Regions from separate parts of the Homo sapiens genome. Here region 2 is linked to region 1. Evidence: chromatin loops called from intact Hi-C (ENCODE). Cell type or tissue: B cell. All regions are shown on one strand. Links, peaks and the distances in the headings refer to the core of each region. The heading gives the core; the rest is flanking DNA.

What was found. Peaks named below come from ENCODE experiments on the same cell type or tissue, not always from the same donor. Only the 100,000 strongest peaks of a DNase experiment are listed, where the experiment ranks them.
Region 2: a loop joins it to region 1, with 9 times the contacts of the local background. A loop is called at or near these places in 2 of 110 quality-filtered maps.

What each region holds. Positions count from the first base shown.
Region 1 is chr9:305,807-308,306 of GRCh38, reverse strand. The region is part of intron 5 of DOCK8 (dedicator of cytokinesis 8); the gene reads right to left. Among named protein-coding and RNA genes, the nearest start is that of DOCK8-AS1, 91 kb to the right of the region's middle. In B cell, for the core only: a CTCF peak has its summit at 1,177; a DNase peak (open chromatin) is centred at 1,176; H3K27ac peaks cover 856 bases.
Region 2 is chr9:175,445-181,365 of GRCh38, reverse strand. It overlaps ZNG1A (Zn regulated GTPase metalloprotein activator 1A), which reads left to right and starts at 2,310. Exons shown (of 15, transcript NM_018491.5): 1 at 2,310-2,550; 2 at 5,582-5,668. The coding sequence starts at 2,397. In B cell, for the core only: CTCF peaks have their summits at 4,885 and 5,334; no DNase peak of the experiment used is centred there.

The DNA.
Region 1 (2,500 bases), core at 1-2,500:
GTGTAATATCTCAATACCTGTGTACAATGTGTAATGATCAAATCAGGGTAATTAGTGTACCCATTGCCTCAATTATCATTTCTTTGTGTTGGGAACATTCAAAATCCTTTCTTCTAGCTATTTGGAAACACAGAATAAATTATTATTAATTCTAGTCACCTTACAGTACTATCAAATACTAGAACTTATTCCTCCTATCTAGCTATAATTTTGTAACCGTTAACCAACCTCTCTATTCCCTTCTCCATCCATCCTTCCCAGCATCTAGTTACCACTTCTACCCTCTACTTCTATGAGATCAACTTATTTATCTTCCACATATAAGTGAGATCATGCAGTATTAGTCTTACTGTGCTTGGCTTATTTCACTTATCCTCTAGACTCATCCATGTTGATGCAAATGACAGGACTTCATTTTTTTATGGCTGAATAGTATTCTATCGTGTATACATACCACATTTTCTTTATCCATTCTTCTGCTGATGGATACTTAGGTTGAGTCCACGTCTTGGTTACTGTGAATAGTGCTGCAATAAACATGGGAGTGCAGATGTCTCTTTGATATACTGATATCCTTTCCTCTGGACATATATCTAGTAGTGAGACTGCTGGATCATATGATCAAGTTGGCTCTTAAACACAGACAGTGGGCCGGGTGCGGTGGCTCACACCTGTAATCCCAGCACTTTGGGAGGCCAAGGTGGGTGGATCACCTGAGGTCAGGAGTTCGAGATCAGCCTGACCAACATGGAGAAACCCTGTCTCTACTAAAAATACACAATTGGCCAGGCGTGGTGGCGCATGTCTGTAATCCCAGCTACTCGGGAGGCTGAGGCAGAAGAATCGCTTGAACTTGGGAGGCGGAGGTTGTAGTGAGCCGAGATCATGCCATTGCACTCCAGCCTGGCAATAAGAGCAAAACTCCATCTCAAAAAAAAAAAAAAAAAAAAAAAAAAAAAAAAAAAAAACAAAAAAAACCACACACAACACAGTGACTTGAGTTCTCTGCTAGTATGCTGCAGGAAAGCGTGTGCTTTGTGTGTACGCTGGTCTTCACCTATTGTTTCTGGGCTCCAAATTCACCCTTTTATGCCTTGTTCTTTGATGCTAGGTCAGCAAATCATATTTCCGCTGTGTCTGCTGCTCCCTTTAGGTTCTGTCAATAGGGAGCACTACAGGGTTACCGGATGGTTCAAGGAGGTCAAAGGGCCTGGCTCCTTCCTCTTGCTATTCCTCTCACCTTCGTAGTGACAGCTGGTTCTAGCCTTCAGGTTCTTTTGGTACTTCCAGAATCACCCTTATCTTACCTCCTTGAAGGTACCAGCACCAGCCGGGCAATTTCTCCTCCTGTGAGGCGTGAGTCCAGGCTTCATGAGGTTTTTCCCTCTGAGATCTTGAGACAACACCACCAGCTGGGCAGTACCTTCTCAGGGATTTCAGTCCTTGCTCTCAGGCTCCTCTTCTGAGCTTCTACGTTCTGACAACTCCAAGATCTTCCCCTAGACCTGCAGTCCTCAAATTGTGGTCCTGGGACCAGCAGCATCAGCATCACTTAGGAAATGCTAATTAAAAAGTATGAGGTTCACCCTCCAGACCTACTGAATCAGAAATTCCAGCAGACAGGGCCCAGCAACCTATATTTGAACAAACCCTCTGGGAGATTCTGATGAAGCTGAAGTGGAGAACCACTGCCGTATACCCCAGCCCCAGGCTGGTGTGCTGTTTCCCATAATGACGATTTTAGGATAGCCTCCATTTTTCCCTTTTGGTTCTCTCAGACCTCCAAAACCGGTTTAATCAATTCCCTGTGTTAAATTTCTTCTGCTGAAATACCTACCGTGGCTTCTATCTGACTAACATTAAGAGGAACAATTTAATTGGTCAGCATGTAGGGTGAAAATGGAATTCAGTCAAAATTACTGATGAAAAATTCCTTAAATCTCCCATAGAGCAGAGCATCCAGGTATTCTATCCCTCAGTAAGCCTGTCATATTTAGCGCTGGAAATGATGGCTGATTCTACTGTGAAGCTCCAAGTAAGTAGTGGGCTTTGCTTTAGGGGGACCACCTTGTCTGAAAAATTAGTATTATTTAAAAACCTCGAATCATTTCCAGCATGGTGAGATTCCTGTATTATGAAGACACATGGAAGCTGAAAACTATATTAGTTTACAAGAAGTTCTGTGCAAACTTGAACAAATTTTTTCTTCTCAATTTTATTTTTCTCATCTATAAAATGGGCAGGTTGGACAGCTCAGTAGTGTTAAACACATTCACACTGCAGTATAACCATCACCAGCATCCATCTCCATAATGCTGTTCATCTTGGGATGCCGAAACTCTACCCATTAAACAATAACTTCCTACTCCTCCCTCCCCCAGCCCCTGGCGACCACATTTTGTTTATCCATTCATTATGGATGGATACTTGGGCTGCTTCTACTTTTTGGCTGCTGTGAATAATGCTGCTGTGAGCATAGGTGTATAGAGCTTAACTTTTG
Region 2 (5,921 bases), core at 3,383-5,882, 130 kb after region 1:
TTGTTAGAGATGAGACTTTAGACCAGACTGGACAACATAGTGAGACCCTGTCTCTACCAAAAGGAAAAAGAAAAATTAGCCAGATGTAATGGCATATGACTGGAGTCCCAGCTACTTGGGAGGCTGAGATGGGAGGATCACCTGAGCCCAGGAGTTTAGGACTGCAGTGAGCTGTGATCGTGCCAATGCAATCCATGCTGGGCGACAGAGTGAGACCCTGTCTCAAAAAACAGAAAGAGGGATTTTAGTATAACATTCAGCCAGTGCCATATTGGGAACCCACAAGAATGTACTTTAAAAAATATGTCAAAGAAGGTGGTGAGGGCTGTAATAGCTGCTATTCAGGCAGTAATGCAGTGCTGAAGGGACATCAAGCAAATAGTGTGATGCCTGTGGGTGCAATGTTACTCCTTCCCTTAGGTTGCCAAAAAAATCAATACTTCATAGCATTCCTGAAACGAAAAAGCTTATGAACCATTGTGTTTAGGGTGTAAGCTATCTATTTTGGGCTACCCATCACAGCTTCTCTCCTTTGGTAGAATAAAGTGAACTGAACCACCACGCCTAAGGTATTTGCCTTATTTCTTCCTCAGCTGGTTCATGGTTACATTGTCAAAGCTGGCAAAGCATTCAAGACCTGATTTCTCAGACCGAGTGTATGTGTGAATATAATATACTCATTTGCACAAATATAAACCCTCTGTCTTAACTGTGTTCTGCAAAAGGCGTGATAAATACTTTCAAGTTATATGTCCTTATCAGTAGAACTAATGGAATACACACAGTATATTTTATGGGGAATTTCAGAGAAGGAAGGAAAAGTCAACCTTTTATTTGGCATCAGGATAGTAGTAAAACATTCTACTTGTGCATCAGATAGATTTTTATGACCTAACCTGGACAAGTAACTTAACTCTTGGTGCCTCATGTTTGAAAGAGGGATAACACTCTACAGGGTCATTCTAAGAATTAAATATTGCCAAAACACATGAAAAGATTCTCAACCTTGTTAGTAATCAAGGAAATGCAAATGAAGATCACAATGAAGTCTTCTTTTGTACACAATTGATTGGTGAAAAATGCATGCCTGATAATATTGACCTACAGACCAATGAGATCTCTTATAATTTGCTGGGAAAATGTATCAATTTGTACAAACATTTTGAAAAATAATTGTGCATTTTCTTGTGAAGTAAAACATTTGAATAATCTAGGACCCAGCAATTCAACTCTTACACAGACACTCAAGAGGAAGTTGCACACACATATATCAGGAAAAATGTTCATAGCAGCCCTGTTCATAAGAGCAAAACCTGGAACAATTGAGAGGAAATGAATAAATTGCCGTGTAGCCACACAATAGAATACAAGACAGCAGTGATGCTGAAAAGTATAGCAAGCCTCAGGAGTTTATATATTATATGGATAATTTTATGAAGCTCAAAAACACCCAAAATTAAACAACATATTCTCTAAGTACGTACGTGGGATATGTGATAAAATTAAAAAGAAAACAGGGAATGATCAGCAATCCAGAACCAATTCATGACTGTTGTTACTATCTTATGGGGCAGGCTGTGGATTGGAAGCAGGGGCGGTGCACATAGGTACGTGTAACTTACTGGTAATGCTTTTACGTTAGGAATGACGTCAAAGGAGTTCACTATAAATTTATATTAGAAAGAAGGGCTATCTATGGATTAGTGATGAGAGTGTCATGCACCAGCAAATATGATTAATGAACTTAGGTTACCTGAGGTCCAAATAAATAATGAGAAAAAAGTAAATAAAAGTGATGCATGAATACTAAAAATTTGGAATTACATATATAATATGTAATAATAAAAAAAGAAAAAAGTGTCACTGGTTATCCTTCAGGTATAAAAATTACAATTAAAATTATAATGTTATAACCTTCCATTCTTTCCCCTATGAATTAAAACTTTTTTTTTTAACGAGACTAAAAAATCAAGGTGATAAAATCTATGCCCTGTGGGAACTGGTTAGGTCAGGCTACCCACTCCAGATTTCCAGCAGACTGGCCTCAGCTCTACCTACAGCCAGTAGCTTATTAAGGCTCTAGGCGCCAGTGACACCTTCAGACAGGTGGTTAGTGCGCCCTAGGGACTCTCCGCAGCGTCGCTCAGGTTCACAGAACACGCCCAGGGGCGTGTCCAGCTGTCGTCGGGGAGAGCCCACCTCCCCGGGGGGTGTGGCTAAGGGGCGAGGCGCTTCTCGTCCAGAGCCCAGGTAATCCGGGCGGGATCAGCGAGCGTCGCGATGTGATGACGTCAGGCCCCGGGCAGGCCGGGAGTGGCGTGCTGGGCGTGCGCGGCTGCGGTACGGCGTGTTGGTCCCAGCGGTTCAGCTGAGGTAGGGACGTGCTGTAGGCCGGAATGTTACCGGCTGTTGGATCTGCGGATGAGGAGGAGGATCCTGCGGAGGAGGATTGTCCTGAATTGGTTCCCATTGAGACGACGCAAAGCGAGGAGGAGGAAAAGTCTGGCCTCGGCGCCAAGATCCCAGTCACAATTATCACCGGGTATTTAGGTAACTAACCATCCCAGTCACAAAATGGCGTGACCTCTGGTGTCATGGGATTTTGCGGGCTGCCGGTGCCTCTTCTCCTGAGGCATTGGGGCCTCATGATCAAGAGCAAATGTCTTCGAGGTCGGGGCTGGGTCACTTGCTTCTCGTATGGGTTGCCTCTCATCTTGGGAGTTAATGATGCCCGGCCCCCTCTGCGTTAGATTCCCATTTCTCAAGTGAGATGGAAAGTTAGCCTTTGAAGCAAGGCTTTGACGCTAAGACACGCCCCCCTAATTGTCTCTGTGACCTCTTACCAAGTTATCTTACCTTCCTGACGCTCATCTACCTCACCTGAAAATGGAGAAATACCTGTCACCTGTGAAACAGGGCCGGAACCACCTACCTGTTGCCATTAAAGGATGTCCCGTCTGTAAAATGCCCGACACGTGGGGCTTTCGTCAGTAGATTCCCCTTCCCCACGAGCCAGAGTCCTCCAGCCAGCTGGCAGGGAGCGCTCCTATCTTAAACACTTTTTTTTTGAGGTCTGTTTGTAAACCACTGCGTAGGAAGTAAGAATAAAATCTCTGTCCTCCAAGACTATTTCTCAAACTAAGAACGTTTAGAGTGTACAGGGATACTCGAAACCACAAGTTTGTGAACTTGGTAGTTTCGTGAAGGGCGGTTTATGCACTTACACTAGAAGTTTCTTACTGGAAAAGTTTGAGAAATATATTTTTAAACCTTACAGTTAAATAGAAGGGCTAGAACAAATATATGGCTGTATTAGAAGTTTGGAAAAAGTTAAGAAATATAAATAAAATACTGTTTCCGGGAAATAATATTCCTAGTTGTTGCTAGAGACAGGTACAGACTTGGGCCACTTCGTGACCTTTTATGTAAAAATAAGAAATAACTGCTTTTGTTTTTTTTAAAAACTTTGTAGACTGTAAGTTTATTCCCGTTTTTTGCTCGGAAGTAATTTTATAAAGGAATTTATTTTTGGCGTTTCCCCACAGTTATTCAGAGGCTGCTCTGCTGAGAAGATGAACAAATTTCTTGTCCAAAACAATGTATTTCAAACGTGCCGCTCGGGCCTTTCCCGTATTGCTCACTGGTAGGTCAGTAGATCACTGGAGAAAATGATCTGAAGCTCAGGAGTGAGAATTAATACCAGCAACCTTGTTGCTGAATCTAGGGATAGTTTCACTCCTATCCCTGACCATTTTCCCTTTTTGAAACGCTGTTCTTTTGGCTTCTACTACATTTTTCTTCTGATTTTTCCACCTGCTTCTCTGGCTTCTTTTTAAGGCTCCCTCCTCCTTCCCCCTTTGTCCATCTTTAGCTACACACCTGTGTAATTTCTATTTTGATGTCCTACAACTTAAAACTTAACATGTCTGAAACTTCGTCTGTTACCATCCCCCCAAATCCTGCTTCTGTGATCCCAACCATTTGGAATACTCTAAAAGCCTCCTGACTAATCTGGAGTCTTGCTGCCCTTTAATTTATTCGTTGCATGTTAGCCTTAATGATCTTTATAAATGTCAATCCGACTGCGTCACACCTTTCAGTGGCATCCCTATGGGTTAAAATCCAAATTCCTTAACATGAATTACAAGGACCTGTAGGATCTGGATCTTGCCAACCTTTCCAGCCTGCCAAATTGGCCCCGCACAATGAACTAATGTTACTTCAAAGGTGCCAAGTGTTTTAGCCCCTTGGAATAGGTACTTTTTTACTGTGACTCCTCTGGCTAGATGTCCCTCTTAGGTTCTCCATAGCAATTTGTGCATCTCCTATTGAATATGTCACCCTGTGACATAATTGCCTCCTTATTCACTGAATTCCCCTCCATTCCCCCCTTCCCTTGATATTTCTAAGCTCTATGAAGGCAGAGACTATCTTGTTCACTTTTTCACCAAGGCCCAGCATAAATTTGTAACGTATTAGAAACCTTCGAATGAATGAGCTATGTCTTAAAGTGTTTTTTTTTTTCATAATATGGTTAAAAAGCCCTAGTAAATCTTCTCTTAGAAGATTTCTTACATTCACCCTTTCCTTTCAGTTTTCACATCACTGCCCTGTGAAACACTCATGTTCAGGGCCTCTGTCTCAGGCTTGGACTGGTTTTAAGATTTTCCTCATTGCCCTAAGTCTCTCTCTTCCATTCTATACTTCATATTTTTGTGATGTTGAGCTTCCTAAAGTACTCTAAATATAAGCCTTCATCTGTTAAAAAGCTTTGAAAGGAATATGACCTAAAAGATATTAATACCCTAATACTCCGTAAAATCTTCCTAGTTATAGGAAGATCTAGTTATATACTAGAAAACTTAATGTATTTCAGAAGACATGTATAGCCTACATGTAAAAGTTTTTAGCAGCACTGTAATAGTAAAACACTGGAAACAAACCAAATGTCCAACAAAAAAAAAAGATAAAGAAATGATATAGTCATACAATTGAACTACAATACTATGCAGTTAGGATTTTCTTTTTTTCCTCTATGAATTTTAGTGTGTACGGTTCACAAGACTATTTTTTTTCTACTGGAGATTGACATATTGGGTTTTATATGCCACCTGCTGGATAAAGTTGGTATAGCTTTATGAATTTATCTTACTGAACATTCTGTCCATTGTTGACACTACCTGGCTCTATTCCCCATTTCATAAAAACTTTTATAGATTGTTTAAAGCATACTATAAGTAGCCATATAGTCAGCCTGAAGTTGCGTCTTGTTAATGTTGAAATAAAAGGTCATTATAAATAAAAGATTGTGTGTAAATTTTAGGGAAGGTTAGGCTAGGTTGAAGAAGCTGTTTCAACTTGTAGGAGTGTTTGTAAATATTTATAAAATTTTATGTCTACATAAAGTATTTTGCAACAGGTTTCGAAGGATGCTTTAATCTTATCCTCTAGGATATTCTATGCTAAAATAATATATGAAAAATAGCACGCAAATTCTCAAAAACGTTAGGATTCTTTATATGTTTTTTGTATCTTTAAAATTATTTTGAATTTTTTTATTTACAAAAAATATGTTTTATAGGTGCTGGGAAGACAACACTTCTGAACTATATTTTGACAGAGCAACATAGTAAAAGAGTAGCGGTCATTTTAAATGAATTTGGGGAAGGTAAGTAAAGTTCAATAAATGTCATGTTGCAAGATTTTGTGTGACTGTTTATTCCTCTGGTGAATTGATATTCCATATTTAAAAATGAAAATGCAAGGTATTGTATTGATGTGGATAGCTTTAGAAAAGTTGGATTAATTTCTGTTAAGATTTATATGGGTTGAGATACTGAAATTAGTTTTAATAAAATTTTATTTTGTATAACTTTGGAATTCTTATTAACAGAATTAAACTACATTTTTACATGAAATAA